Linked DNA regions of Homo sapiens: region 2 is linked to region 1. Evidence: chromatin loops called from intact Hi-C (ENCODE). Cell type or tissue: endothelial cell of umbilical vein. All regions are shown on one strand. Links, peaks and the distances in the headings refer to the core of each region. The heading gives the core; the rest is flanking DNA. Region 1 overlaps LOC124901260 (a long non-coding RNA gene). Region 2 overlaps HIVEP1 (HIVEP zinc finger 1).

Region 1 (16,600 bases), core at 4,965-9,964:
ATGCTCCCCAGGGATTCGGGAATCTAGAGGGTGCTGTCAGCAGCCTGTCTGGGGCCATAAAGCATAACTGCCAAGCTGCAGGATTGAAGACAAAATTCCGATGCAAAGATAGGAGCACAGATAGGGACATACAAAGGCAGATGGCACCATAGCCCAGGAGCCCTAGATCCCTGGATCCCTGGGTATGTGTGAGCAAAGGGGAAGGGAGTGGTAACGGAGAGGGTGAGAAACTCATGCAGCTATTTTGTAGTACCTTCAACTCAGGACTCCTCAACCTCTTAAAAACCAGTTTCATCTTAACTTGGTTTAACCAAGTTTGCCTTCAGTAACAGTAATTTTTTATTTAAAAGTTTTATTATGTGGTGAGAATGTTTAAAAACTTACTCTTAGAAATTTTGCAGTATACAATACATCATTATTAATTATGGTCACCATGCTATGCAATAGATCCCTAACACTTATTTCTCCTGTTTACCTGAAAGAGTAAATTTTGAATATTCTCACCCTAAAAAATTTGTAAGTAGGTGAGGTTAATTAGCATGTTAATTAGCTTTAATTTTTCTACAATGTATACATATATCAAAACATCTTATTGTACCTTGTAATTTATACAATTCTTTTTTTTTTTTTTTTTTTTTTGAGGTGGAGTCTCACCCTGTTGCAGAGGCTGGAATGCAGTGGCACGATCTTGGCTCACTGCAACCTCTGCCTCCTGGGTTCAAGCGATTCTCCTGCCTCAGCCTCCCTAGTAGCTGGGATTACAGATGCCTACCACCATGCCCAGCTATTTTTTTTTGTATTTTAGTAGAGACAGGGTTTCGCCATGTTGGCCAGGCTTGGTCTCTAACTCCTGACCCCATGATCCTCCCGCCTCAGCCTCGCAGAGTGCTGGGATTACAGGCGTGAGCCACCACGCCTGGCCTGTAATATATACAATTCTTATTTGTCAATTAAAAATAAGAGAATATTAAATAAGAATTAAAACTAGAAAAACATTTTATTATTGGCAGTATTTGGGTCATGCAAAAGAATATATGTAACATATCTCAGTATTGTCACACAATGACAACACAAATACTTGTGAGGCAATGAAGTTCACATGTCAATGCTGAGCCCCGTATCTCAAGTGCCCCTAACTTTTCATAGTCACATGACATTCCTTTTACAGAACATACAAACTTTCATGCTAGATATTGAAAAGAAGTCTAAAAATGCAGCTACCAGGGGGAATCAACAAGTTGGTATGAATGAGCTTCAGGCAAGGCATAAATGGTGGCAGCCAGTTATGAGAGGGTTGGAAGGGGAAAGGTTCTTCAGGCCTGGGGGATGAGGGGCAGGGAAGGATTCATACCTCCTAAGGAGGAGGAAGAAAGGGGGGCTAGATATTAAAAAAGAAAATGCCCCAAGTTTTATAAGACTTCTCCCACACGTGCACCCCACTAACTGTCTCTATTCAGAGACATATAAAAATTGTGGACAGAAGTACTTCAAAATCTGTTTCGTCACAGGTGAGAAAGTACACAGCTTTGTAGAGACTATTTCCAAGATGGTAATATTTATATCGGCAATATTTATAATTTATGGAGTGCATATTGAGTGTCTTATGCTAAACTCTGGGGCTATAACTCAGAAAAATGAGATTTAGAGCTCAGGCATGCTACAGCCCAGAAGGCAGACAGACAAGAACTTAGAAAATTCCAAAACAGTCTCAAAGGGTGATTCTCTTACTCCAGTTTGATACACACTTCCACTGCATCCTAGAGCCTCTTCAGAATTAAGATAAAACATTTCTTGGTGCAGTAATTTTTTTTTTTTGAGGTGGAGTCTTGCTCTGTCGCCCAAGCTGGAGTGCAGTGGTGTGATCTCAGTTCACTGTGACCTCCGCCTCCCAGGTTCGAGTGTTCTCCTGCCTCAGCCTACTGAGTAGCTGGGATAACAGGCATGCACCACCATGTCAGGCTAATATTTTTGTATTTTTAGTCGAGACAGGGTTTCACCATGTTGGCCAGGCTGGTCTCAAACTCCTGACCTCAAGTGATCTGCCCACCTCAGCCTCCCAAAGTGCTGGAATTACAGGCGTGAGCCACCACACCTGGCCAAGTGTAGTGATTTATTTAATGCCTGTCTTCGCTGATGTTTTGTTAGCTCCAAGAGACAGGACTTGTGTCCATCTTGTGGACTGCCATACACTGGCACCTTACTCTGGCTGGCGCTTAATAAATAATCATTATATAAGTGAGTGGGTAAATGAATGAATGCTAGAAAAGAGGCAAGCATGGCGTGCTGAGTGGCCAGTAACCATCCTGGGGGTCAGAGAGGCTTTGGGGAAGAAGTGATATTTAAGCCGAAACCTGAAGGAGAAATGGTATTTAGCCAGGTAAAGAAAGAGCAACGCTTCAAAAGCCCAGAGGCAAGAGCTCTTGGAGCAGCCTGAGGGTACTGGAAACGAAACTGCATGGCTGAAGCTTACAGATGCTGCTCTGTGCATGGGCTGTTGTGCAAAGTAGAAACTTCTCATCTCGAGGTGAATAAATTGCAGAAGGGCGTCCCCTCTCTAGGCCAACCAATGAGAAAAAAGAGACTTCCTCTGGGATGATTGAGTCTCTCCGCTGTGCACCAGGAGGCTGAGGTCAGCCTCTATATGAGCCTTTGTCGGGGAGCCCTCCTGTAGGATGCCACCTGCACAGGCATGCCCAGAAGCCTTGGGAGGAGGGAGGAGGGTGCCGAGAGCTGAGTTAGATCTTGGTAAGCAGGAGCTGACTCAAAAACAGCTTTTATGGCACTCTAAGGAGTTTGAACTTTGCTCTATGGGCAGCGATGCACTTTTGAAGAACTTTAACCTAACAGTGACTCTCTTACAGAAGTTCGTTCAACAGACATTTATTGTGCTCCTGCTTATGCAAGAGGCACACCAGTACATGCGGTTCTGGGGGTACACATGGTGAGGAAAAGAGACACGGTACCTGCCCTGGTGGAATTTACGCTTTACTAGTGAAAGAACGCATACTGGGGGACAAGTAAGAGACAGAACACCGTGAGAGCAGCTTGAACTAGAGGGAGAATCTGTTAAACAATCCTGCAAGGTCAACGTGGTATTCTGTTTTCCAGATAAGGAAACTGAAGGTAGGGAGGTTTAAGTAACTTATCCAAGACCACGCAAGTGAGCTTCAAATGCACTTGGTGTGATTTCAAATCCCATATCCTTGTACTACAGAGATAAGAACAAAATGATGAATAATATGTTCTTAAAAAAAACCTGAAACATGAATATAGAAAAGATGTATCATTACATTTACACACACTCACACACACACACTCACACCCACACATCCCCTTTATCTTCCTTTCCACTCACCCATGCACATATACCCTAGTGAAATAAAACCCGACCCACCTTACTTTTCAGGAAACACAGTCTGGAAAATATTTGTCAGGACATGGCCAATGGCTTAGCTGTAATCCCTATATGGGCCTATTCAAACTAGTTAATTCTTTCCTGGGGAAAACCATTCTGTAATTGCAGACCTTGTCTCTTAACTTAGCAGAGCCTCTGACAGGTGGATGCCATTTACAGGGTCCCAGAGCTGTGAAAAGCCAGTCTGACTGTCTGTTTTAGAACTCTTAAGTTCAGGTAAGCAATTTTGTAAATTAATGTCAGTTATCTCTCTTTTTTTTGAAGCTGGTTGGGGTAGAAACTCCATGTTCCAAAATTTTGTCACCCTGACCAATAAAATGCCCCCTGCTTTCAAACACAATCAGACCTGCTTTAGGGGAGGATCGTCTGTGCTTTGTTTGAGCCTTGATTAAAATGGAGATCAGAAAGACTCACAGATGTCTCTTCTCCAAACTCAATAAACCCCAGGTCCTCTTACTTTTCATCTTACATTTTCTCTCTTTATAAAAGTATTCATTTCTCTTCTTTGAATTATCTTCTTTCAAATAATTTCCTTCGTTAGAAAAAATGTAGGTATATGCATTTTGGGAAACAAGAGCTACCAATGGTAATTACAATTGATTTTTATTATTCATGAGATTCCTATTATTATTATTCTCATTGCAGTTATGTTCTACAGGATCACTACGAACACTGAATGAGTGAATACTGAACTACATTGCTCCTAGGAGAAAAATAGGGTTAGGTTCCTGCAAACCTCTGGTCAACTGGCCAATACATAACCTTGTTTTATGTGTATTTCTGTTGAAAAACACCTTATGTAACATATATTATTGATTCATTAACATTGAACTCACATCCAGCGGCCATATAACTCATGCCTGAATGAAGCTTATCTAACGCATGTATTTTCTCTGTAAGGCACATCACAGCCTTCTGGCATTTAGGGACACCAGGCAGCGCTGTGCTCAGGGGCCATTTTGAACAGTGAAACCACCAACAAAAAGCATAAAAATGTGAAGAACGTGGTACAAAATTGATGGCAAAAAGGACACCTGTTTACAGGATAAGGGCTGAAACGAGAAGGCCTAGTGTCACCTTGTTTGACCTCAGGTAGGAACGTGTGGGTTGGTAACTCGAATTTTTCACCACTCTGCATGTCCATGAATCTCTCTGAAAGCCCCATGAATATTGATTTTGAGGTTACAAATAAACTTAAGCAAGCAGGTGAATTGGCAAATACGGAACTTCTGAATAATGAGAATTGACTGTATTTGTTCTTCTCTATTAAGTAACGGGGTCTGTTGCAGATGGAAGAAAGAAAGGGTGAAAGATTTTTGGAGACTCAGGAGACTTTTTTGAAAATGATTTGCCCAAGGCACAGAACCAAAACAGTAGTTCATTGGCCTAAGGTGGAGAAATATAATTCCTTGCATCTCCAGCAATCTGTCTGCAGTTCTCTCCCTGTGAAAAATGACTTGCCATAATATACAAGCCTTGTTACTATGTAAGTGTAATTATATTTTAATAAAAAATAGATTTATAACCAAACAATAAGCCGTGAGATTAACAGCCCAGAACTGGCTGTGAACTTTCAGCCATCTAACCCTGGCACTCCTGCTTCTCCGCAGCACTTACTTTCTGCCAGGAGTGGGTGATTGAACACCACTGACCAGGAAGGGCTCCTGGGAGCCACATTTTTTGCTTGGCATTTTTAATTGTAAAAACCAGTGTTCCACCAACACTGCAATTCAACGAATCAAAAGTCAAATCCATGCTTAACAGGAAAAGATAAAAGCATCAACTTAAAGGAATGAAACAAATTTGAAAAGCAATGGAAAAGGAAACTCATATGGAGTGAAATCCATTCAAGACACGTTTTATTGTTTTTCCCATATGCATTTGCTGCCCAGCTTTGACTATTAAACATTATTTTTTTCTTCTACTAAAACTAAATAGTAATTTGACTTCTAGATTCTTCCAGGGTCGTGCTCTGAACAGAAGCAAAATGGAAATATTTCAGTAGCTTTTTAGACAACTATTTCAAAAGCAAACACATGGTTGTCTGCAGAGTTGTAGGTTAAAGCTATAAATTTATTTTATTAAACAGAGAGGAATTGGTGAAACTGAAAGACACTATAACCCTGACATTTTCATGAAATAATATTCTTGTCTGATTTTTTTTTTAGTTTTTACTCAGATATCACTCAAGTTACACATAAATGGTAATTTTTCTTTATAATAAGCTTCCATCTCTTGTATAAATTTAATGTGTTCAGTGATGACTGTGGATAAAGTCACCTAACGGTGATTTTCTAAGGGAGGTAAACTTTATTGTCATAATTTCCTGGTTATTACCTAGTAAAACAAGTTTTTAAAAAACCAAAAAACAATAGACTTAAAACCATAAAGACTTTTTTAGCATTCAGATTAAATAAAAGAAAGGGTAAAATGTTGACATTTTCCTAAGAGATACCAGTTCTTCACATTTTTATATAATCTCTTAATATGAAGCATATAATGTGTATATTATAATTATATATTTTATATTTTATTATATAAAATTATAATATAATATAATAAAGTGTTTATATTTATAATATAATATAATAAAGTGTATATTATATTATATTTATAATATAATATAATAAAGTATATGTTATAATTTTATATAATAAAATATAAAACATATAATTATAATATACACTTTATATGGTAACACGATCATAGTCTCTACCAATACATATATCTGATTAGATCACCATATGGGAAGTCTGTTCATATTTTTAGTTATTGGGTTTTTTTTTCACCAAGCAATAAAATGTCCAGTATCAAATAAATAAGGGTCATATGATTCCCAGATGACATGACCAGGGTACTCATAAAATTCAGAGAAGCTGAGTCAGATCATTTCAAGAGGACAAATGCAGCGCTCCCCCAAATTCAGTAACTTGTGGAATGTAGCAATCTTGTATTTTCTCTGAGCCAAGCAGCCTGATGCTGTCAAACTCATCTTTCATTTCCTCTGCCTTACCGCAGTGTTAGTGGTTTCGTTATTAGAAGGAAAAAAATGCATAAATGTCTTAGTTAAGATGAAATTGCATCTATTAAAATAAAGTTGATCCTAAATGATTCTTTCACTCAAAGTATTAATAGACTAAAGGAAAATGTTGCAAACTATGAATTAGTGGTATAGTTTATGAACGGTAGCTGTTGTGATTCATGCATATACCTTTTGGTTACCTTATAATGAAAGGTTGTTGGGTACAGCCTTCACATCAATGAGAAAATCAACAAAATGTTCTTGAAAAGACGACTGGCAAACTTTCTTTTATTTTTCTGTTCTCATTAGTAGAAAGAGGGACAGGTCACTTTCAGAAGGATTAAAAGGTCAAAAAATTTGGTGAAGGGATGTCTACACAAGCCTTTAGAAAGCTGTTATCAGAGGATCAGCTAGAAAACAATCTTAGAGCTAATCCTTTGGCTGGATCCAAAGAAAACCCAGCAGATTTAAGTTTTCTCTTTTTTCTCTTTGTTTTCCTTTACAGGGGTATTTCCCACAAAAGCCTTTCAGTTGCCTTCATCCAAAGTTATAGGTCCTGAGTCCTTTTCAGCTCTTTTATTCTGTCTCCAAGCCTAGCCCTTCCTAGCTCTGTCCTCCTACCTTTTCCTGATCTTTTCCATTTTGCTTGTTTTCATCAGGGGTTCCCCCTAAATCCCTCTTAGCATCCCCTAAAGCCTAAATGTTCATGGATGGAGAACTTCTTCTGAGGGAAAAACAAGACTGATTCACAGAATTCTAGCATTAAAGAGGACTGTAGAAATTATCTAGTCTACCCGCCTTCTTCCTCCACCATTTTACAGGTAAACAGAATTCACGAAATTGCCCAAGGTCATGTCCAGGTAGCGACTGCACCAGGACCAAAGCTCTGTCAATAATAACTGCAAATTGGTTGCAAAGTCCTTTGGACAATTCAAGCTGCTCTACCTACCTAAGGCACTATGATTATTATTATTATAATACAGATGTTATTATACAGAGCCGACCGCATGGGCAAGATTGCTGCTGATGATGTGTGTGATGCCAACTCACCAAGACCCAGTGGCATCACGCTGGCATGTTGAAAATAAAAAGGGGTGACATCTGCTTTACATACAGAGCCTCATGACCTGTACTCATAGCTGGAGGCATCAGTCATTGCACTACGAGAGGAAGTGGGCTTTGAAATACCTTGGGGTTGATGTCCCAAGAACACCCTTCTTCCGCTCCTCCTCCCTGTACTCCTTGAACTGCTGCTCATGGGAGCCTGAGTAATACAGAAATTGGAGGACAACCACACAGCACAAGTGTAGGTTTGACAGGAGTTTACATAATGCTGTAGGAAAAGAAACCAAATAAAGGCTTCAGCTTTGCTGAGGCTCTCCCCATCCCCCTCACATGCCAAATGCTCCTTGTGTGGCTCACACTCCTTGGTCTTCAGTCAGAGAGGCCAGGAGCCCACCTATACATCTGTATCAGGGTTAGGAAGTTGGCTCTTGTTAACAATGTTGAATGCACTTTGCTATTCACTACTTTTGTGGTTAGAAAAGCCTCCTGATATCAAACTTTAGAATCAAGCACCACCTTGTGGTCTGATGCATTTATTAAACTGGCACAATTTGAGAGCTGAAACTGGAAATGCTCCCTCAGCTGGTAGTAGAGAGCCAGGATCTGAAAACTGACTCCCAGGTGGCTGCCTGGAAGCAAGAACCCCCAAGGTGTCTTTCTGCTGCTTCTCTGGGTTCTCAGACCAGTTAACAATGACATCCCCTTTCATGGGGTGAATCCCATGTTCCTGACACTAACACATTATGCTAGATATGTATAGTAAGTAGCCAACTTAATCCTTTCAAAACCACAGGGAAGTGTTTCTTATTACTTCAACTTTTAAGTGAGGAAACGGAGGCGGAGGTCACTTAGTGGTCCAGTCACAGACAAATGGCTGGGCTTGGATTGACTTGGAAGTCAAGTCTTTCTGAAGCAAAAGTCTCTGCTGTTAAACACTGCTCTGCTGACCTCTAAGGCCAAGACCAAGACCAGGGTCCACTTCAGGCTCTTTTGGGGCATTTTGGCTCTTGGCTGCAAACCCAACCAGAACTGCCAGAATCCTACCTGGAACTCACTCAAGGTGCTAGAATTAACCTGTTCTCCAAGGTTACATTGATCAGGAAGGTTTGCATTCAGAGATGGGGACTTCATTGGTGTCCATGGACCTACTGAGATAGCCAGAGTTTAGGAGAAAGTTTGGCTTTTGAGGATGGGCCAGACAGCAAGTGACCAGACTCTAGATCATTCATGAAGAAACAAAACCAGAAAGAGATATTTGACAAACATTCACTTGGACAATTACAGTGCTTCCTGAACTGAAATTCAGTTATTCTTTAAAAGGATGATTTTATCATATTCATTGTTTGAAGGGGAGGATTGGAGTATCTGCTTGGCAAGTGAGTAGTAGTAATGTGGGCCAAGTCATGTTAGAAGGGAGATCTCGCCCCTGGTCTTGTTCCAGTGATACCATAAGTGTTCTTGGGTAAGTCACTTCTTTGTCTCTGGGTCTCCATTTTCTCATTCGTAGAATAGGGGTTGGACTTCACTAAGAGGTAGATGGTTCTAAAGTACAGCGCAATTGTATGGAAAATGTGAGGCAGGAACCTCAGCTTTCTCCGTTTCCTTAGAAAGTCTGTCCTGCTCAGGCTTCCTTCCTATTCTCCACTGAATCTGCTGCTAATTTTGGTAACATGGTGACTTCCACATAGCAATGTTTACTAACATGTCTAAGGACAATGATTATCGGGAATATATGCTTCTCTGTTTTTCCAAAGTAGATAAATCCATATAGTTCATAACTCCCTGACTCTCCATACACCAAAAAGAAATACAAAAAGTACCATGAAAAGAGGAAGCACTGCCATGAACGGTCTCCCCTTGAATGGCTAGTATGTAATGCCAAGACAGTGCCTGTTCATTTCAAAGCCTCTCCCATTCTAGTTCCTTCCTGTGCTCTCACTCCGAATTTCTTACTTGAGATCGCTATTGGTTGAGCCATTCTTTTAACAGATAATCTGTACTACAGTAGACTCTAAAACAGAGCTGTCCAACAGAACTTTCCGCAATGTAGAAAATGTTACTTGTGCTCTGCAGTGGCCATAGGTGACTATTGAGCATTTGAAATGTGGCCAGTAAGACTGGACCAAGTGTTTACTTTTATTTAATTTTCATTAATTTAAATTTAAATAGCCACAAGTGACTGGTGTCTACCATATTGGACAGTGCAGCTCTGCAATATTGCCATCACATAGGCCTTTGTTGCAGACATTCTGATTTCTCTGAGACACAAAGCGTACATCATAACAGGGCTATCCTGAATACTGGCTTTACAAGCAGACTTTCAAAAGATTGTTTCTCCATGTTTTTCTTGTATACAAGATTTCATAACAATAATGGTATGTCAGTCTTTTTAAACTGTATTCTGTTTGAGATAACTGAATTGTTTCTTGACTTATTTCAACTGAATAGTTGAAAAGGAATCCCTATTTGATTCCATGGGAATAAAACTGATTCCTTGGTTGCGAATAAAAAGAAAAGTATTATCTCACTTTGTAGGTTTTTCCATTCAATAATAGAATAAATTTGAATGTACATTTTCTAATGGCTTCCAGTGAATGAGTAATTTTGATGCCAAACAATTTTTTTTTTTTTAGAAGGCATCTCGTTCTGTCACCCAGGCTGGAGTGCAACCTCCATCTCTCAGGTTCCAGTGATTCTCCTGCCTCAGCCTTCCCAGTAGCTGGGACTACAGGCGTGTGCCACCACACTAGGCTATTTTTTTTGTATTTTTAGTAGAGATGGGGTTTTGCCACGTTGGCTGGGCTGGTCTCAAACTCCTGACCTCAGGTGATCCACCTACCTTGGCTTCCCAAAGTGCAGGGATTACAGGCGTGAGCCACCGTGCCTGGCCCTGATGCCAAACAATTAATAATAAAAGTAGATTTTCACTTTAAAAAGGGAGCTTTATATATAAATTCATTTTTCCTAAAATATTTGATATGGAAGATGAAATTAGGAAAAAAACTGGTAAAATTCTAAGTGCTTTATTATAAATCTCTTATCCTGAGTAAGCTCAAGTGACAGTCCAAGTATGTTTCTAATTAATTAGGCCAATATTTCTTTTTTTTTTTTTGTTAGGAAACTTTTACTTCTTAACTTCTATCAAGTATATTTCTTTTTTTTAATTATTATTATTCTTTAGGTTCTAGGGTACATGTGCACAACGTGCAGGTTTGTTACATATGTATACATGTGCCATGTTGGTGTGCTGCACCCATTAACTCATCATTTACATTAGGTATTTCTCCTAATGCTATCCCTTCCCCCTCCCCCCACCCCACATCAGGTACCGGTGTGTGATGTTCCCCACCCTGTGTCCAAGTGTTCTCATTGTTCAATTCCCTCCTATAAGTGAGAACATGCGGTGGTGTTTGGTTTTCTGTCCTTGCTATAGTTTGCTCAGAATGATGGTTTCCAGCTTCATCCATGTCCCTACAAAGGACATGAACTCATCCTTTTTATGGCTGCATAGTATTCCATGGTGTATATGTGCCATATTTTCTTAATCCAGACTATCATTGATGGACATTGGGGTTGGTTCCAAGTCTTTGCTATTGTGAATAATGTAATTAGGCCAGTATTTCTTAACTGGAACAAAGATTGAGTAACATTATCCACGCTTATCTCAAAATAAAACCTTTTAACCTCAAAGAATATAAAGAGGTTTTCAGGTCGGAGATAGTCCTGAGAAAGTGATACCTAGGCTGGAAGAGAAGACCAAAAAGTCTTACAAAATTGTAAACTTACAATTTTTTTATAAATGTGGTAAATTTTGATAAATGCTTGCATGAGAAAACATATTGCTGTGTTTTAGAATTTGTGAGGGACATCAGTAAGCAAGAGATTCTGACTTTGCTCTGGAATGAGAGAGTGGAACTCCTAGTGTCTTTCCTCATAATCTGCTGAACGACTGAGGTTTTCATCCTAGGACCATATGATGACCTGCTACTCCGGGGCTGCCTGTGCTTTATAATGATGCTATACAGACACTGTTGTCCTATGGGATCCGAGCTCCAGTTGAAGAATGTTTCATATACTTCTATTCTTGGTGCAGAGAATTGTCTCTACTATAGAAAGTGACTTAACACTCCCAAACTGCATCGTCTGAGAATGGGCATTTCTCATGTACTCAAAGGTTAATACATGGAAATCAATCTCAGGCCTTAAAAAAGGAAAACCCAGCGGGCGCGGTGGCTCACGCCTGTAATCCCACCACTTTGGGAGGCCGAGGTGGGAGGATCACTTGAGGTCAGGAGTTCAAGACCAACCTGGCCAATATGGTGAAACCCTGTCTCTACTAAAAACACAAAAAATATTTGTCAGGCCTGTGGCAGGCATCTGTCATCCCAGCTACTCGGGAGGCTGAGGCAAGAGAATCACTTGAACCCGGGAGGCAGAAGTTGCAGTGAGTTGAGATGGCGCCACTGCACTCCAGCCTGGGTGACAGGGCAAGACTCTATCTCAAAAAAAAAAAAAAAAAAAGGGAAACCCAAAATGCAGCAGAAAACCAATTTAAGTCCGTGCTTCTATTTCTTTGTGATTTGGTTTTCGTGGGAGTTTGGGCTTGAGGGGATGTAGGCGTTCCTCTGGGGTGTGATAGCACATTTGTGCCATGATAAGGCCAGTCCCTGTCCCAGTGGAGTCATTTCTCAAGTCCTGCGTCATGGGGAAAGTGAAGGTCTCCCCTGCCCACTCTACTCCCACTCAAGTGGCTGCAGAAGAGGGGGATATTAGGCACCATAGGACAGGAAGAGCCACAGACTCAGTGACCTCTATGCAATGAGGAGGTTGGTCAGAGCGCATTTGTCAGAGAACCAGCTGTGAAATGTATGGAGGCGGAGGGGAAGCACTTTCCAAGGTTAACCAATCCAACCCTTAGACTGCCAGCTGTCCTCGCTTAGAACCACGGCTGATGCAGCTGTGGTTGAAGCATGGACATCTAGTTATCGTAGGAAGAGAGATGGAGAATTCTTCCCTTGCAGTCAATTTGTAAGCTGATGCAAGAAAACCACCATTGTAGCCACAAAATCAAAATCAAAGAGGAAAGTGAAAGAATAGGACCCAGGCAGGCTGTGCAACCAAGCATTTCCTTTAGCTCCTCTTGACCAAAGGCATCCCAATTTCCCAGTGAAGATGAATTAGAAATTACATGAGAACCATACGGTAGATTATTTCTGGATTGGTGTATAAATATATACAGCACTGACGCCAATTGTTTGAAAAACTGCATGTGTTATATCAGTTGGGTGAGTTTAGCTCTTCTCAATGGATCTTTTAGTTATTGGAATAAAATTCCAACTTATAGCAACTTCTTCAGTATAAATTAGGCAGACTTTCAGCAAGTCCTGTGAATACCCAGTTCCTGGCACACAGTGGGCCTCATTACAAGTTGACTGAAGAACCTCAGTTCTGGGTTCTGTGACAATTCTGGGCCCAGAGTTGTCACAGGGCAAATGAGATAAGCAGCATTGCTTGGAGAATGTTGCCTCAATCATTCGTGTTCCTTTCTGGCTGTGATGTATATTACACTCTCCATAGTAATTGTCTGTCTCCATAAACCCATTTAAAAATACACATGTTAACATAATAGGATTGCTAATTATACTTGGATGTTCTTGTTCCTTTTTCTGACTCTATAATAAAGCCTCAAAATGCTAGCTAGGTCATGGCCACCTAAAAGAAATTACATTTTCTTGACCGCCTTCCAGCAGATACGGCCAAGTGACTACACTTTGGTCAATGGATATAAACAAAAGAAATGTGTAAGGCTCCAGGATCTATCTTTTAGGGGTAGGGGTAGGCCCTTCTCCTGCCTCTTTTCTCATCCCTACCTGCAATAACTTAAATATGATGGCTTAAGCTAGAAGAACCATTTTGGACCATAAAGTAAAAATCCTCTGTTGAAAATAGAGGGAACAGGCCTGGTGCAGTGACTCGCACCTCTAATCCCAGCACTTTGGGAGGCTGAGGCAGGAGAATTGCTTGAGCCCAGGAGTTTGAGATCAGCTTGGGCAACATAGGGAGACCTGGTCTCTACAAAAAATACAAAAATTAGCTGGGCATGGTGGTGTGTGCCTGTGGTCCCAGCTATTCAGGAGGCTAAGGCAGGAGAATCACTTGAGCCCAGAAGGCAGAGGTTGTAGTGATCTGAGATTGCAACATGGCACTTCAGCCTGGGTGTCTCAAAAACAGAAAACAAAAAACAAAAACAGAAAAGGAAAAAGAAAGAAAATAGAATAGCATGATAAAAGGAGTGTAGGTTGAGTGAGAGAGAGGATTTGGTGGAACAGAGGTTATAAAGTAAAATAAAAGCAAAGGTATTATGGATAAAATCCATGTTCAGACATCATCATTCTGATTGCTTATAGGCAGAATTGGTAGAATTCAGGTAGGCCAGATGCCATGAAATTTTGTATTGACAAAGAGACCAGCAGTCTAGACTGCAAAAGCCTTTGACCATTCAATACCTAAGGTGACCACCTTTCCCAGACAGCCAGCAGGAAGGCTGTGAAAGCTGTGAAGGCTTTAAGAAAGGCGCGCACTTGGGAGTATTATGAGCTGGGAAACATTTCCTAAAGGGAGAGAAAACCCACAGGCGGCAGTGAATGAAGAAGTTTTGCCCAGTGAGCAGGTGAGAGTCCAGCTGACTCTCATGATTTTGTTTTCTCTTTCTGCCCAGTGGGATCTGATAATATTTAGAGATAAGGAACTATTATGTGATTCTCAGTTTTTAATTTTTCTGAGTGGGAGAAATGTTTGTTTATATAAAGTTTGTCCTGTTCTTATTGGACTTGTAGGTGTGTTGTATTAGGTAACTTACATTTCTATTTTGTAGGGCCCCTGAAAATGAGTAGTTACACTCAGACCTGATAAAGAGCATGGAATAGTACCTGAAAATCCTGGACTTAGAACCAGATGCATGAATTTGGTGGAACTCTGGGATTCTTTATCTGGGAGTACAGGGGTTGAGTACATTTCAAACATGGAAATAAGGGTACACTGAGATACATGGGTGGCCAAAGGGGAGACATAGCTGTCTTTCAATATCTATTATCCCTTAGGTTCTGTGAACCTGAAAGAACCAAGGACTATAAAGAGCAGTGGTGTACAACTCCCAGGAATTGTCTTTAATGGGAGATCATGTGGCTTTATCTTGTCTCTTTTTTGCATCCTGCTGCCTGGAACACAGATGTGATGGCTGGTGTTGATCCTGCTGTGTGCTGAGGGAGATGGAACATCAAGGTAGAAAGCACTGGACCTTCTAAGCATGGTGGAGCCATTATGCCAGCCCTGGATCATTTACATTCAGATGAGTGTGCAAATTTTTATTCCCTTAAAGCCACTTAGATTTTGAATTTTCAGTCACTCTCAGCTGAACCCAATCCTTACTGCTCTTGGAAGACATTTACACTGTGGGAACCTTAGGATGCACTTTTTTTTCTTTTCTTTCTTTCTTTCTTTTTTTTTTTTTTATTGAGATGGAGTCTCACTCTGTCACTCAGGCTGGAGTACAGTGGTGTGATCTTGGCTCACCGCAACCTCTGCCTCCTGGGTTCAAGCGATTCTCCTGCCTCAGCCTCCTGAGTAGCTGTTATTACAGGTGTGCACCCCACACCCGGCTAATTTTTGTATTTTTAGTAGAGACCGGGTTTTGGTTTCTCCATGTTGGCCAGGCTGGTCTTGAACTCCTGACCTCAGGTGATCTGCCCGCCTCAGCCTCCCAAAGTGCTGGGAAGGACACACTTTTATAAGCAGGCATCTTTGGAGATCTTGGTGGGAGAGATGGCTCAAGGAGAGGAAAAGAGGGAGGTATTAGTACAACTGGGTTTTTATAGGCCCAGCACTAGCTTCATAAAAGTTATTTGCAAAAAAAGTACGGGTCTGTGTTTTTGTCTGATGAGGTGGCCCATTGCTCTATGGTAAGTGGAATACATAATTGCTCACCTTTGCTTTTGGAAATTAAATGTATTTAGAATTGAAACCAGCTTATGGTTTTCTTCTCTTACTCATGTTCATAGAAGATGATCCTATGAGTAACACTTTTTTTGGAGACTCAATCATTGTTTCCAGTCTCTTGCATTCTCTAGTAGGTGGTTTATCTTCAGTAACTTTTGCAAATTGCATCAACATACTTGCCTCCTACAAATTTAAACTCAATAAACCAAGGAGAACAAGGGTGTGATGGTGGGAATTTCTTTTGAAAGAGTCAAGCCCATGCTGTGCAGGCTGCACCCATCTTTACTGCATTCCCATAAAAGGCTTGGGGGAAGGAAGTTAAACCATAACCCCGTTAGGTAATAGGCTATGCATTAATGCAATTTATCTGGAATGAGGAAGGAAGAGATTCAGCTTTGAAAGAATTTCCTCAACAGCATATTCCTCTTTGCTGCAAAGCTGTTTCACTTCAGGTGAGACCCAGGAAGCAGCCTGGGAATTCCTTGACCATCGATACCAAAGGCTTTCTGGAGGTGTGCAGTCTCTAGGGATTTGAGGGTGTCGCCCAACAGTCAGTGTGATTTTACAACCAGTTCTCTCTAGGCTAATTTCTAACGCAGGGAATGAGAATGGTCATGCTGAAAAGTGGTAGAGAGATTTGACTCGCCTGATTGCAAGGACCAGGTCTACCACCCAGTAATTGTGTGGACTAGAAGGTGGTGGAGTGAGTAGTGACCTCTGAAGAGTGTGACCTCTCAAGCCAACTGCTTGAGCTCCAATTCTGCCTCTGCTACTTTGTGACTGTGTAGCCCTGGGAAAGTTATTTTACCTCTCTGTGCCTCAGTCATTTCCTCTATAAAATAGGTCTCTATATGGACCTACCTTATAAGGTTGCTGTGAGTGGCACATGCAAATGTGTTTATAAAGTATATCCCATGGTATGTGGCGTAATTTATTTTTTGAGGGGAGATAGTGAGGTGCTAGTTACACACTGGGATGAGGTAGATCCTTGTTTGGATCTCAGCCTTGCTGCTCCCTGGGTAGGTGGCTTTGGATCGCTGCTCACCTTGCCAGGTCCCTCTGGCTCCTCCTTGGCTGAACATGCTTTGACTACACTGACCTTT
Region 2 (16,600 bases), core at 3,963-8,962, 170 kb before region 1:
TATATATTAAACAGTTATTGTAAGCATGATTTTGTTAATGGGGATTTACATCTGCTTTCCAATCTCTGTAGCCATATGAAGTGTAACTAGCCATTATATTTGCTTCTTTAAATATATATCTGGGAAATAAAACTTCAGACAATTACAGTATAAACTAAACCTGATAACAATTGAATAATGAATGATAATCTGTTCAGTTTTTCCCTCCTGTAGAATTAGATAGTTGATGATTTGGTTTAAAAGTAAAAATATTTTTTAAAACCTTGACTTTTCTAAATAAATGAGAATCTGCAAAAGAAACAATGCATATTAAGTACTGATTGTTTCTTGACTGTCATAATGGATGGCCTCTCTCTCTCTGTCGTTTTTAAGAAAGCCAAATTACAGGATAGTTAATATCTTAAAGGACTCTTATCTCAAATACTAGGATGCTGAGACATAAAGGGGGCTTGCTGAGATACTGTGTCAGTAAATGAAACTCAGCAAATCATAATCATCTTTGGATTCTCAGTCATGTTATGTAAGTGGTCACACAGATGGATTTTTAACTCTGATTTTCCTAAGTTGCTTTCCTGGCCATTAAACGGTTGGGAAGGTACTCTCGGATGCAGAATAAGAAGAATGCATTACTGTGACTTTAAGAAGGAAATTAAGTAGGGAGGGAAAATGGGGATGTTGTGACTGCTGACATTTGTGGCCTCCTTTCATTTGCGTAAGAGATGGACTGGCTTCTCTGTGGCTGCGGTTGCCATGGAGAGGTAGTGGGGGAGGACTTCCAGGAGGCAGCCCATGAGCGAGAGTCTGCCTTAGAGCTGCTCCTAGATGTGACGTGAAGGGGCAGGGAGCTCAGGTGTGCCGCGGCGGCACAGATAATGGGGATGGCCGACCTGTCATGGCTGGTAACGTGACTGTGCACATACCCCTGGGTGTGACGGATGTGTTTGTGCAAGTGCCTGTGGATTCTCTATGTGAAATGAAAGGATTGTAATGTTGTGTGTGTTCCCACCCTTTGATGCGATTTCCTACACTTGATGTGATTTGATGAAAAGAGTTTAAACAATTAAACCAAATGTACACCCTGGTTATAAAAAGAGACTAACTTCAATTGGCACGTTTGCATATAGGTAAATGACATCAATAGCAGGTCAAATAAATTACTGTGGGACTAATACACTCAGAAAAATCTAATATGGTAGGTTAAACTGTAACCAGAAATGACTGTGTTACTAACCTGGTATCATTGTTATACAGATATTACAGAGTGGTGTAGCTGGCTAATAGAAGAAAAACGAAACAATGAAAGTTAGAAGATTTTTTTCTGCATAAAATGTAGAAGAAAATCACTTGCATGTTTTGTAGATAAAATGCTTATATCTGAAGAGATGAATTTTGAGAATTTTGATCATTGTTATAGTATATTTTATTGGAAATACTTTTATATCAAATAGAAAATTGCTAACAAGTTTATAGTATGATCATTTTATGGCTTTTGTTGACATAAGTGGTAAATTGAATATGAAAATTATATTTGTCTTTTGTTTTCTTGTGGATATCATTGTGGATATTGCCTTTGTTTAAAAATAAATGTGATTGGTAATTTTAACTTAAACACCAAGCTACAGTTTAAAAAAAATTTCTAAGTAAAAATCTATTTCTCGTGAGGAAATCCTATGATGTATTAAATTTACCAAATATAAAGAAACTTACTTGACTTCTTAGTTTTCTGATGAAATTTGAATGAGAGCCAAGTATTAATATTGTTTTATAGTAGAGTCAAAAATAGTTTAGGTGAAATAATACATTGTCAGTTTGTTAGTCATTGACTGCTTAATGCATATTACAACTTATTTAAAGAATAACTAGTTGCCTAAGTCAAATCTGTGAAATGAATGCCAAATCTTTTCTTTTTAAAAGTATAGTGTTAGGTAAAATCTAGGTGATGGTGTTACATAGTGCCACTGAACAAATTTGTAGAATGTTCAGATTTACTTAGAATTTACTTAGAAATTATTACATTAAGTTAAAATATTTCAGAAATTACTTAATACATGTTAGAGATTATATATATAAAACTATTCCTTTAATGATAACCTTATTTGGCTTCCTAAACCTTCCATTTCTTTTTTATTTGGAATATTGTATAGTAAGTCTAAATTTCTTTACCTTTTGAGTACGATATTTAAATGTATAAACATTTATGAGTTATTAGATACAGATATTGATGTAATTAAACATTTCATTATTTTTCTTAATTTTTAAATTAATTCTAAGTTACATCTATTCAGCAAGGAAGCCAAAATTGGTTTTCTTTTTTTCAATTGCTCGTGCAAGTCAAAAGGCTATGGGGAATAAAATATTTGAGTATTTGTTAGACAATAAGAAGTAATCTTTAATGAGTGCCAGCTACATGCCGAGTGCTACTCTAAATATTCTTATTCTTGTTTTTTCTGAATCTCATGCAACTTTGTGAGGTAGGTACCATTTTCTCACCCATTACAGATGAGGTAACTGAGGTTTGGCTTATAAGTAACTTGCTCAATGTCATAAAGATAAGAAAGGGATAGACCAGGATTTGAACTGAGAGAAGTTTCTAACACCCACACGTTACTGTCATTTTGCGTATTGAAAGTATAGTGTAGTCTGGCATAGTGGGAAAAGCTTTCTGTTCAGGTGTCCTGGGATGGAATCCCAGCTTTCCTTGTCTTAGCTGAGTGACCGAAGTTACGCCTCTTCATGCCTTAGTTTTCTCACAGGTACTTACTAGAAGAATACATGTGAGTACTTTCATTCTTGTGCTAAATGTGAAGACTCCCCTGTTAGTAGTAGTTATTGCTAACACGTATCATTATTCATGATTTAAAAATATAATATGCTAATCTAAATTATGTTTTACTCTTTTTGGAAATAGTTAATAGAATAAAAGGAGGAATAAAGAGGATATGATTAAAGTAATATTGAATGCTTTTCAGTTATCATTAAAATATTTATTGATTTCTAGCAGAGTTTTTCAACCTCAGCTCCATTTATGATTTGGCCTAGATAATTCTTTGTCTTGGGCACTGTCCTGTGTGTCACGGGATATTTGACAGACTCCCTGGCCTGTACCCACTAGATGCCAATTGCAGTCTTCCTCCCTCAGTTGTAAACCAAGATGTCTCCAGGCATTTCCAAATGCCTTTTGGGGGGCAAAATCACCCCAACCTAAAAACCACTAGTGGAGTTATATGGCATTAAACAAGATTGGGATGAGGACATTGGTGGAAAGTGGGGAGGGAGGAGCTGGCTCATGTTGGCAGGTGTGGCTGCACGTGGAAGGTGGGTTGGAAGGCAGGGAAGGGCAGGAGCAGATGCCATGCAGAGGACTGCAAAGAGGCAGAGGCAGATGTCTTGGGGAGAGAAGGGGCTTGGATCTGGGTGGCTGAAGTGGGCAGCTTGGAGAGGTTTTTGGAGGAAGAATCAGAGGACTTGGGGATTGCCAGAGTATTACACATTTGACAGCACTTAATAAAGAACAGTGAAGGTTTTGAGAGGTGGTCACTGGGCAGTCTGCAAGACTGACTCTCCAACCAAGTGAAACCTCTTGTGTACCAGCTTCACCATGCATGAGATTCACATATGTTTCTTAGTGGTAAAAATCATTGCATGTCCTAGACCTTCCTGAGCACTGCAAACCTTGGGTCTTAAGTTTGGGACTGCCAAGTGACTCCCATATTTAAAACTTCCATGATTTGCCTTGGTTTGAAGATTAGGTGTGATCTTGGAAAATGAGAGACCTCAGATTTTGGCAAGGAACATGCCTTGGTATAATATATAATATTCCCTCTTCCTGGATTCTTGCCAGGTTGCTTGCTCCTACCCAGGTTTCTGGCCTTGACCCTAGAGCTTTCTTCTCTAATGCATCTACTTGTAAACTAAATAATTCATTGGACACCAAATAAATTTTTTTTAATGTATTGTGACTCAGTGTTTTTGAGTCACAATTTTGAAGTTTACGGATTTCTGGAAGCAATGCATCCCTATAGTGGGAACGGCATATGTATCATAAATTTTGTAAATGGTAATGACTAAAGTATTCCAGACTCTTTCTGTGTTACAACAGTCAGGGAAACCAGATGAAGTTTCTTTCTTTCTCAGCAAATAACCTCAGCAGGCTGTTTTGGGAGCTATTTCAATAAGGTCATCACAAGCAGAACTTAATGATCGTTTGTTAACAGCAGTGGGTGACATCACCACGAATTGTAATTGCAACTTAAATGATAGTATTATAAGGTACTTTTTAGTGTTCATTATTTCAGTAGTGGTGATAAAACCTTTTTTTATTCTGCAAAATTATGCTGGTGAAATTGTATGTATCTGCATGTGTCTGTCTGTGATTTCTACCATAGTAAAATGAAACTTCAGTTTTGAGCCAGAACTGAGAACTCTTGGTTCTTAGGTCTAGCCCAAGAGAAGACAAAAGGGAAGAGAAGGGAGAGGCTACCTTTCCTGACAGCTTCATGGAGTTTTCATTTTTTGTGTGTCCCCTCCCCACGCCGTACACACACATATTCCCATTACACTTCTGTTGATCAGTTAGATCAGTTAGTGGCTGCTCTGTTTTTCCCTGCAAAAGGAATTTTTCAATTTGATTTTCCATCCCGATTTCCCAGTGGGCCTTCATGAAGCAGTCAAGACATTTTCAGTATGTTCTTTCCCTCCAACAGATGTGAATCCAGCCATATTGAGCATATGCTGTGTTTCTAGGGCTGTACACATACTGTGGGGTTGGCTCTTCTATCTTCAGGTTGCTAAAACATCTCAGATGGAAAAGAGATTCACACATAATAGATAATTTAAGGCCCAAAAAAGACCTAAATCATGGTGGACAAATTGGATGCAACTAAATGCCAAATTGTATGAACTAGGTAAAGGTCTGTGCAATGTATAGGGAGGCAAGAAACTGTTACTTTCCTGGAATCATTAGTAGGTGTTTCTGAGAGTTGGAGTTAAAGCATGTCATGAAAAACTGGTGAGTTGTGGATAAATGTTGGGACCTGGGATAGGAGAATAACTATGATAGATTCTGATCATGGCGTTTGATATTAGAGGGTGATGCAGACATGAAACAAGCAAGGTCACACACATACATTTAACACAAGAAGAGGTGGGGTGCTGTTGGTGCACACTGGAGTGCTCCCAGTTAGTGTCAGGAGAGAGCTTCAAGAGCATGTGACATTGATGCTCACACATGAAAGATGAGAAGTTGCCAGGTCAGGCAGGACGCCCTTTTGATACACACATAGAATACAGGGATGTGGCATAGAGTATCACTGTACCAGCAACTTCCCGTTCTGGAGGCAAATCTGCCTGGGTTCAAGCTGGTTCTTCCCCTGACGGGCTCTGTGAATTCGCTTCTGTGTGCCACTGTTTGCTCCTCTGGAAAATGGAGGTGAAGGGTGGTCTCCTCCCAGGTAGGTTTTGTGTGTGTGTGTGTGTGTGTGCGTGTGTGTGTGTGTGTGTGTGCATTGAATGGTTGTTACAATATAATAACTGAAAAGAGCTCTAAGTCCAGTTTTATTTTAGTGTGTTTTTGCTGTGATTTGCCTAACTTGGTTTCTATGATGCAGTTAGCTTCTGCAAATGGCAGAGCTGATAAACGATTAGAAAGCTATTTTTGGTTTGACTGGTTCAGATGTAGATGTGAAGTCCTCAGAACAGCACTCAGCACACAGGAAGCTGTTACTGTTGGATATCCCCCAGTAGGGCCTGAAGTGCGAGGGTGCGGCTGTGAGTAAGGAGAATGAGGGCTTCCCAGGCAGGTGTAAAGGAACATTGGGGAGGTGATTCTCATGAGAAGGAACACCATGAGCTTGAGGCAGCAGTGGGGGAAGGCAAGCTGTGTGCTGTGGGCATCCCTAAAAGGCAGTGTTGTTCATTCAAGAGGAGAATTTTCAAGGGGAGCGATTCTTACGCTGGATGGGAACAGATAGCTTGTGCGCTGTTTCCATTGGTTTTAAGAGCTGTGTGCGTGTGTGTTAATTCTGTGTTTTGCTGTGTATTTTACATGTATCTTAGGGAGTTTAAGAAATAGTTAATCTTGTTAAGTATCCAAATAATTGCATGATGACCATCCCTCTTGTGCTACCACATAATAACTGAAAAGAGCTTTAAGTCTTAAGTTCAGTTATATTTCTGTGTGTTTTCACCATGATTTGTCTAACTTAGTCTCTTTGTTGCAGTTAGCTTCTTAGGCAAATGGCAGCAGCTGATAAATGATCAGAAAGCTATTTTTGGTTTGACTAGTTCAGATCCATACATATGAAGTTACAAGCTTAATTACTGTTATTTTTGGCCAGAGTCCTTGGAAGTGTTGGACTTAGCCAAGTACTTCCTTTGTGAAAGAAATGACACTTGTTCATTGTTTGAATTGTGATGATTTCTCAAAGCATATGAATTTTTTGACTGCTTAGATTATGAAGATTTAGATGGGGAATTTTGTGCATTATAAATTTTATCATAAATAAATATTTGTTCGGAACCACTTTAATGTATGATGGGCCCAATATTATCATTGTCTTCTCTGAGCTATTTCTTCAAGGTAACAGTGAAAACGAATAACTAGAAGGCATTATGTTTATATATAATGGGATGGTGGATATATTTCAAACAAAGACACTGTGTGTGTGTGTGTGTATATATATATACACACACATACACTTTATTATATATACATACATACAAAATATATGTACTGTTATTTAGTTAGGCTAATGGCTTTGAACAACAATAATAATAGTAATGTGGATTCCAGATAATTTATTTTCCTGAAATATAATTTAGTGTATTTTCATCAGCAGATTTGGTGGTACATTTTCTAAGTATTAGTCTTTGGAAAATCCGTTTAGGGAATATATCTCTGAATGTGTTGGCTGGTTAGAGTTAGTGTTAGGGATAGGGTTAGGGTTTAAGTTTAATTAAAAAACTAACTTTTAAATAATGATTAATTATTAGTATTATGGATCTTGCAGTTGACTACCTATAAATTTCTTTATGTTTTAACCATTTTCTATTTTTATTGAAGTGTATCACTTAGTAGTTACTATCATTTACATTTAAAATTGTAGCATGGAAAATTAATAATTGGAATGTTACATATTTAATCTATTTCTGTGAAACTACAAAAAATTTGTGAACTTTTCTCATGAATTCTTTAAAGGAAGTTGACTGGCCGTTTAGCCATTTATTTTACAGAAATAATAATAAGGACTATTTAAACAATGTAGTTAATTTTAAAGTTTTTGAGCTTGGATTTTTTTTTTAAGGTATATTTTTCTTGTGGTTATAAAATGTTAATTCTTCCCTGCTTTTGAGTAGGCGCCAATGGCGTAGAATGGTTTGGATTTATTGCATTTATCTGATGCCAAGCTGGAGATTATTGGGTGCCCTGCCTGCTGTGTGTCCAGCTCTGTGCTGAGGACAGTGGTGAGCAACTCCTGCTTGTGTCCCCAATTCCTGCCTGTCCTCCCCAGACCATGCACTCCATGGTCTGGTGAGGGGCTGTTATGATGAAAGGAAACAACTGCTCTGGTAGGGAAGGGAAGGTATTAGGTTATGTGGGGTACAAATCAATGGCCCCCAATGTAGTCTTGAGGAATTGTAAGATGTTAGGGTGTTTGTTGGTTTATTTTGATGATAATTCCCAAATAAAGATCATATCTGTAGTTGATGACTAAAGCTGTTAGATTTTATCCATTGTATTCATTTTATTTTTCTCCCCTCTAAGACCTACTTATATTTTTCATACCTTTTTAATTTCTGATTCGTGCTGGTGAGGGGGCTGTGCTTTAGAAGAGATGCAGATTTTGAGATGAAAGAGCAGACTTCTTAACTGACCTCAGAATACTTTTTTTGTTTTTTGAGATGGAGTTTCGCCCTCGTTGCCCAGGCTGGAGTACAGTGGCACGATCTTGGCTCAGTGCAATCTCCGCCTCCTGGGTTCAAGTGATTCTCTTGCCTCAGCCTCCCAAATAGCTGGGATTACAGATGCACACCACCATGCCCGTCTAATTTTGTATTTTTAGTAGAGGCGGGGTTTCACCGTGTTGGCCAGGGTGGTCTCAAACTCCTGACCTCAGGTGATCCGCCCACCTTGGCTTCCCAAAGTACTAGGATTACAGGCACGAGCCACCATGCCCAGCCTGACCTTAGAATACTTTAACTAACACTTTTAACTAAATTAAAGGAATGTAAAGGGTAAAGAATCATGTTTTGTAATACTTATAATAGTATTATTGTCAGTTAGATGATGTTAAAATATTCTTAATTTGGAAGGAGGAAACAGGCATCAAATAAATTGGAAGTATGGAATAATGTATTGAGTTTAAGGGAGAATACTTAAGAATCTGACAGTATGCGTATATATTCATATATGTGCACACGTATTTGTGAAGATATATGTGTAAATCGTCACACATATATGTAATATGTGTATTAAGCATATAAGCAAGCAGGCACTTATATACTTTCAGGGAATTGAGACACCCAAGTTTGTTTTTTATTTGGCTGTCCATATTTACACATATGTTCATATATATTATACATACCTGTGTATTTAAATGAGTAAATAATATATCTTTAATATGAGTAATACATGAACTTAAATCAACTAATACAGAAGCATATACAATAAAAAATTGGTGTTTTCTCCCTTTACTTGCCTCTGCTCTTTATCCTTATTATCAGCCTTACCAATTTCTTGTCACTTTCCCCAGAAATGCAGCTATGATAATATTATTCTTTAAAACATGTGTGCACATACACAAAAATTGACTTATGTAATGTACAAAGTCATTAATCATTTAACAATGGGATACATTCTGAGAAATGTGTCGTTAGGTGATTTCCTCATTGGTCATTGTGCAAACACCATGGGGTGTACTTACACAAACCTAGATGGTACAGCCAACTACACACGTAGCCTATATGGTATAGCCTATCGCTCCTAGGTTACAAACCTGCACAGCATGTTCATTTACTGAATACTGTAGGCAATTACAGCACAGTGGTATTTGTGTATCTAAACAGAAAAGGTATAGTATAAAAGATAAAAAATTCATACAACCTGTATAGGACACTTACCATGAATAGAGCTTGAAGGACTGGAAGTTTCTCTGGGTTGAGTCAGTGAGTGGGTGGTGAGTGGATGGGGAGGCCTAGGACATTACTGCACGCTACTGTAGACTTTATAAATGCTGTATACTTAGGATATACTCAATTTTTTAAAAAATTGTGTTAGTACGCATATTCTCACTCATAGGTGGGAATTGAACGATGAGAACATATGGACACAGGAAGGGGAACATCACACTCTGGGGACTGTTCTGGGGTGGGGGGAGGGGGGAGGGATAGCATTGGGAGATATACCTAATGCTAGATGACGAGTTAGTGGGTGCAGCGCACCAGCATGGCAAATGTATACATATGTAACTAACCTGCACATTGTGCACATGTACCCTAAAACTTAAAGTATAATAATAATAAATAAATAAATAAAAAGAAAAAAATTGTGTTAGTAATAAATTAACTGTAGCTTACTGTAACTTTATAACCTTTTAATTTTTAACTTTTTGACTCTTCTATGATAACATCTAGCTTAAAGCAAACACATCGTATAGCTGTACAAAAATATTTTTTATATTCTTATTCTATAAGTTTTTTTCTATTTTTAGAATTATTATTTTTTACTTTTTTAACTTTGTTATTAAGAACTAAGACACACACACACACATTAGCCTAGCCCTGCACAGACTCAGGCTCATCAGTATCATTGTCTTCCATCTCTACATCTTGTCCCACGGAAGGTCTTCAGGGGCAGTGACACATATGGAGCTGTCATTTCCCATGAGAACAGTGCTTCTTCTGGAATCCCTCCTGAAGGATCTGCCTGAGGCTATTTTACTATTAACTTTTTTTAAAAATGAGTAGAAGGAGTACAGTCTAAAATGACAATAAAGTATAGTAAATACATAAACCAGTCATATAGTCATTTACTATCATTATCAAGCATTATGTATTGTACATAATTGCATGTTCTGTATTTGTATATGACTGGCAGTGCAGTGGGTTTGTTTACACCAGCATCACCACAAATACGTGATGACTGTGTTGCATTATGATGTAGAAAGCCCAAATATCACTAGGCAATATGGATTTTTCGGCCGGGTGCGGTGGCTCATGCCTGTAATCTCAGCACTTTGGGAGGCCGAGGCGGGTAGATCACTTGGGGTTAGGAGTTCGAGACCAGTGCGTGGCCAACATGGTGCAACCCTGCCTCTACTAAAAAGAATTTTTCAACTCCTTTATAATCTTGTGAGACTACCATCGTACATTTAGTCTGTTGTTAACTGAAATGTCATTATGGAATGCTTGACTGGATACTAATATGAAAGTCTATTATTTAAAAAATTTAGGATTCTCATACTCTAAAAAGTCACTATCCATATTTCTACAGTTTGAACTTAAATTGAAAGTTAAAGCTCTACCAGTAGGAAAACACCAGCTAGTGACCTGACCATTTATAAAATTTGGCTCCACTCAACCGCCTCCATGATTTTAGGTTACCGTTTATTTCCCATCCATCTGATCAGTATCTTTATCAGTTTCTTGCTGATTTTTAATTTTCTCACTCATAGTAATTTTATTTACATAGTATGCATTTGAAATAGAATGAGAACAAAGCACTCCCAATTTTCTCTAGTGACCAAACATGATAAAACACAAACCAGGATCTATTAAAGTAAATGAGAACTCGAGACTCTGAATTACAAATCAGAATCAGTAGGTCCTGACTTCATCAGTCTATAGTGTTCTGTTCCAGCATTCTTTTGAAGCATCTCTCTTGGAATAAGCCCCCACCCCTTAGTCTCATGTTCCAAATTCATTGTTATGTGTACACATTGACTTCTCATCCCTAATAGACCATTTCTGTTTCTTCATTTGTTCATGTAGTAGTTAACCTGTTGATTCCAGACACTTCCCTCGGTTATGTGTGTAAATTGTGCAAGCCACTGGATGTGCAGTGCTGAAAGTGGGTCACCTCCTTGATAGTGGGGGGCTGGCATTGCCATACCTCCTGCCCCCCAGCCAGAGCCCTCTGTGCCTTGTGAGAGACTCTGATCGCTCTCCTGATATACTAACTCTTCACCACTCTCCTCTCACCTTGTGTATTTACTTTCTGACTCACACCATTGTTCCCCAAATATTGTCTTCCTTTTCCTATTTATACCCTTCTTCATGTTCTTTCCTCAAAGAAGTGTTTCCTGTCAACCCTCACAGTTTGCCAGTATTCAACAGGTTGAAAGAGAACAAATTATTAATTTTTTAAGAAGCACTTTAAACAGAAGGTGCTTTCAGTTTTTCAAAAGATTTTCATAGCTGATAACATACTTGCTATTTGCTGTGTATGTTAGAAAATAGATTGGGAGCAAACCATCTATTTTATTTCAGTTTTGTGTTATTAAAAAATAATCATTTCAGCCTAGTGTTTTAAGGCTTTTCAGAAATAATGTGAAATAATTTAATATTACTAAGATTTAGGGTTGTATGAGTTCATATTTATGGGATGGCCTTGGGCTTGAGGGCATTTTTAGATGAGTTAATTTTTTGTAATCTGTTTTATTTATACATATACTGTAAATGCTTTAATTCATTGTTATTTTTGCTTTAAACAATTATCTTTTGAAGAACTAAAGAAAAAGATATAGTCTTACATTTGCCTCTGTCTTTTTCTTCTTATAAATTGGGATTTGGCAACCTTTTTTTGTAAGGCACAAGATAGTAAATATTACAGATTTTGTGGACCTCATAGTCTGCAGTCTTTGTCACATATTCTTCTTCTTTTTTTTTTTTTATTAAATAAATAATGCATGGGCACTACAGAAACAGCGATAGGCTGAAGTTGGCCTGTGGACCATGGTGCTCTGTCCCCTGCTATGGTGCTTATTTCCATCTGTTGTCATTTTCCATCAGCCTGAATCAGCCCCTTTTAGCATTGCTTATAATATTGGCAAGAAATTGTCTCAACTTTTTTCTAAAAATATCATCACTTTGCTTTACTTTCAAAGGGTAATTTGGCTAGATATAGAATTCTAGTTAGACATTTTTAAATCCTGTTGCCTCGCTGCTTCTCCCTCCCCTTCCCCTCTCCCACTTCGTGCCCCTCCCTTTCCTCATCTCTATTCCTGTTTTAATCTGCTGGTTTGCTGTGATAGGTCTATGTGTAGTATCCTTTAGAGTCATCTTCCCTGGGTTCACCGAGCCTCCTGGATCTGCAGGCTGATATTTTCAGTCAAGTTTGGGGAATATTCTTCTATTCCCTTTTTCCAGCTCTCTCTTCTGGAGCTTTCGTTGCATCTGTGTTAGATTACATGATATGATTCCACAGTTTGTTCATTTTTTTCAGGCTTTTCTCTGTATGCGTTGGTTGGATAATTTTTGTTGACTTGTCTTCAAGTTCGTGACTCCTTTCCTAACGGCAGTGCCCTGTCTGCTGTTATTCTCATCCAGTGAATTTTTATTTCAGCTATTGTACTTTTCTGTTCTAGTATTTCCATTCTTTTTAGAGTTTCTATATCTCTTCTGAAATCTTCTACTCTTCATTCATTCTTTACCCATCTTTTTTCTGTAAATTATTTCCTATATATTATAGTTATTTTACATCCCTTGTCTGCTGATTCCAACATCTTTGTCTTGTGTAGTTCTTATTCTTTTTACTGCTTTCTCTGTGTGTCACATTTTTGTGATTTGCGTGCCTAATAATTTTTAATCACATAGAGAACAATGTGGATATGTTTTAGAGGCTCTCTATTGTCATCTGCATCTGAAGATTATCATGTGTTTTCTAGCAGGCAGTTAAATTACTATCAGATTATTTCATAGACTGGTGGAGGCTTGCTTTGAGGCCTTTTAGAGTAGGTCTGTTGAGTTGCCCGTAGTCTGAAGTTTCAGTGGAAATAGAAGATGTTTGCTTGGCTACTCTATCCCTGGCAGGACTTGAGTTCCTAGCTCCTTGTCCCCCATATTGAGTCACTGCTGATACTTTGCTCAGTTCTTCCAGTCTTCCTTTGGGTGGCTTTACTTTGGGTTCCTTGTCTTCTACACAAGCAGTTCAAAAGACAGCCAAGGATTTGAGGGTTTGTTATTAGATTCTAGACTCCCTCCTCTGAGTCTCCCTCTTTTCTGGGATTTCCGCTCACTGTACCTACCTCCTCCCAATTTCCAGCTGCCCCAGACCCCATCTCTGTGTCCTCCAGCTCAGTAATACTGCTTCCTGCCTCACTGTTCCTAGGGGACTGGCCGTTGCCCTGGGGGAAAGACCATTTAAATGTGGCCTCACCTCCTTCGCATCTCAGCCTTTAAGGGTCAACACATCTAGTTTCTGCCAGCTCTTGGTCACTCTCCAGCACTTTCATTAAAAATATATATTTTCTCTACATTTTTATTGTTATTAGAAGGAGGGTTAGTCTCATATAGGCTATTCTGCCATTACCAGAAGCCTGAGTCCTAAGTGAGTAGATATTAAAATCTTGGGGAACCTTTGCCATCCAGATTTTCATCATGTTAAAGGATTAAGACACTCTGGGAAGCCTCCTGAGCTGGCAGGCGGAAAAATAAGATGGTGCTGGGATCCTTTTGGTTGGTGAATTTGAGTGCCCCCGGTTGGCTGGCAGGGTTTGTGGGTGAGCTGGTGAGAGGTCCCTGCACCACACACTCCCCACCTCACTACTGCTGGGAACAAAAGTAGATTGATTGGAGTGGGTGTGCACCATGAGAGCTGTACATCACTGTTCTTTCTTCCTTGTGCATTTGTAGAAATTGCATTGTTTACTGTATGTTATAGGTACTTATGCATGAAAACATTTTATTTGATTAAAATATTTTCATCTCCACTAAAGCTTAGGTTCTAAAATGGGGGATACTGCCTTACTCAAAAGTTGGCACATGGCCGATTCTAAAGATGATGTGAGTGTCCTATGCCAAGCACAATGCCTGATGCACCGATACCAGTGATTTTTTCTTTCCTGTCTACTCTCTTCCACTCTATGATAGTTGTTAAAAATAATTGGATTGGGAAATTAAGAAAAGGAAAGATTATATACCTACTTTTTAAACTTATTTTTCCGTATGGCAAAATAAGAATAGTGTGTACTAGTAAGAGCTATATTACTATATTATTTGGGGAGAAATTTAACAACTGAAAAAAATGAAAATGAGCAGAAAAGTTAGTGTTCAATAGCACCATAAAAATGTATCTTTGAATCCTCATTCACAGTGCAAGAATAATGATAGTGTAGTGTAGGTCTGTAGCAGGGGTTCTTGACATGGATTTAGGGGTCTCCATAGATCGCTGCAGTCCTTAATTGTATGAAAAAGTGTGTGTGTGTGTGTGTGTGTGTGCGCGCGCGTGCATGTCCTTGTCTCTCTTTCTGAGAGAGGCTGTACGCTGGTCATGAGATTTTTTTTTTTATAGAGATCTTTTGAAGTTTTATTCTTTTTAAAAAATTATCACTTTTTTAATAGAAAAAGTGATGGATCAGTATTGGAGTAGGATTATGAAGATGTAATTTATAAAGATAGAAAGAATGTATCCATGTTTTCTTATGTCTTTTCATGTTTGATAGTATGTATGTATACATACACAAACATGAAAAATAACCTGGAAACTAATGTGGTAATATGTTAACAGTGGCAAATTGGGATAGTTGAAATACTTTCTTCTTGTATTAGATATCGTTTAAATTTCAAAAACCAAAGTTAAATCTCACAAGTTAATTAGTTCAAACAGAAAAGACAGTAAAAAAAGTACAGTGAAACCTGTGTCTTTCTCACACCGCCCCTTTCCTCAGGGCTGACTGCAGCAGTGACTTGTGTATCCTTTCATGCACACGCACAGGCACGTAGACACGTGCATGACACAGATGGAAGTGTACCATGTACATTGCTCTGCTCCTTGGGTTTGGCGTTTTAGATTTTGTATCTTGAAGGCTTTCCAATTTTCAGATTCTTAAAGGGGAGGTCTTTGACCCTATCTCCCAATCCCCTCGAAAGGAATGAAGAACTTTGGATGTCTAGAAATTGTTTTCTATTCTGTTATCCTTTTCAGCTTTGGTGTGTGCAAACCTGACTCCTAGTGGTAGTTCAGAAATTATTTCCTTTCCTTTGGGCTCAGATGATTTTTAGGGGCAGTGACCTTTTGAATGCCCACTCTGCGCTGGCCTTTAGCTGCTTCACCTCACTCGTCTTGCACTGTCACATGTCATTTCTTGTTTATTATTACTAACACTACAACAACACGTGTTGAGTTTGGTAATCTTTCAGTTTTTAAAAAATTTCAGATTGGGCCTTTTTTTTTTTTCTAAACTTCATTATGGAAGTTTTAAAATGATTACAAAATAGAATAGTGTAATAAGCCTCCATTTACCTATCGTTCAGCTTCAGTAACTAACAGCTGGTAGCCAGTCTGGTTGCATTTACTACTCTGGCTACTTCCACCCTCCCACATTGCTTTAAAGCTAACCTTGGGGATATCATCTCATTCCTATGTTTTCATTATATAAGCTCCAAACGATAAGGGATATCTTTTCATGTCATCACAATACCTTTGTGAAACAAACAAAAATAAAGAAGAGTAATTTCCTTAATAATATGGTCAAATATCCTGTCAGTATTTGAATTTCCAGTTGTCCCCAGTAGTGTAATTTTTTAAACATTTCGTTAGAATGAGGGCAAATAAGCTCCACCTGTTTTATAAGTTGATGTATCTTTTGTATTCTTTTGATCTGTGGGTACCCTTTCCAATTCTCTTCTTGCTTTTTTTGCAGGTTATTTTTGAAAGGAACTGAGTTGTTTGTCTTATAGCTTTTTTACCATTGGTCTTTGTTTTTTCAAACAGTCAAATATAGAAATATGCTTCATTAAAGAATATTAACTGATTGCTTTTAAGTTTTTAGATATTCTTTCAATATCAGATTATATTTGAATATACATTTGTTGCCTAACATATCTCTGTTTATGGCTTTGACTTGTATGGGTTACTAATTAAGCACATGTTTATTGATTTGAAGTAGGGTATACTTTTTGAAATAAAAACTCACAAGAAAAAATAGTTCAAAATCAGATAAAATTACTTTGAAAACATCTTAGAGAGAGAGATGCTGTTTTAGTCTGTTTGTGCTTGCTGTAACAAAACACCTGAGACTGGATAATTTATAAAGGAACAGAAATTTCTTTTTCACAGTTCTGGGGGCTGGGATTCCAAGATCAAGGTGGCAGCACTGGTGAGGGCCCTCTTGCTGTGTCTTCACATGGAGGAAGGCAGAAGGTTAAGAGAAGGACAAACCCTGTGTCCTCACATGGCTGAAGAGCGGAAGAGAGTAAACCCACTCCTGCAGTCCTTTTTTATATCAGCATAGGTCCATCATGAGGGTGGAGCCTTCATGACCTAAACACCGCCCAGTAGACCCTGCCTCCCATTGCTGTTGCATTGTGGATTAAGTTTCCAACACATGCATTTTGGAGGGGACAAAAACATCGAGACCACAGCAGACAGCCATATCAGTGCAAC

Evidence for each region. Peaks named below come from ENCODE experiments on the same cell type or tissue, not always from the same donor. Only the 100,000 strongest peaks of a DNase experiment are listed, where the experiment ranks them.
Region 2: a loop joins it to region 1, with 2.3 times the contacts of the local background. A loop is called at or near these places in 8 of 110 quality-filtered maps.

Annotation. Positions count from the first base shown.
Region 1 is chr6:12,226,168-12,242,767 of GRCh38, forward strand. LOC124901260 (a long non-coding RNA gene) reads right to left here. Exons shown (of 3, transcript XR_007059454.1): 3 at 15,280-15,327. It also overlaps a transcript of EDN1 not described here. Among named protein-coding and RNA genes, the nearest start is that of EDN1, 56 kb to the right of the region's middle. In endothelial cell of umbilical vein, for the core only: a CTCF peak has its summit at 8,052 (motif pointing left); a DNase peak (open chromatin) is centred at 8,034.
Region 2 is chr6:12,060,212-12,076,811 of GRCh38, forward strand. All of the region lies in intron 2 of HIVEP1 (HIVEP zinc finger 1), which reads left to right. Among named protein-coding and RNA genes, the nearest start is that of HIVEP1, 56 kb to the left of the region's middle. In endothelial cell of umbilical vein, for the core only: no CTCF peak of the experiment used is centred there; DNase peaks (open chromatin) are centred at 6,270 and 8,830.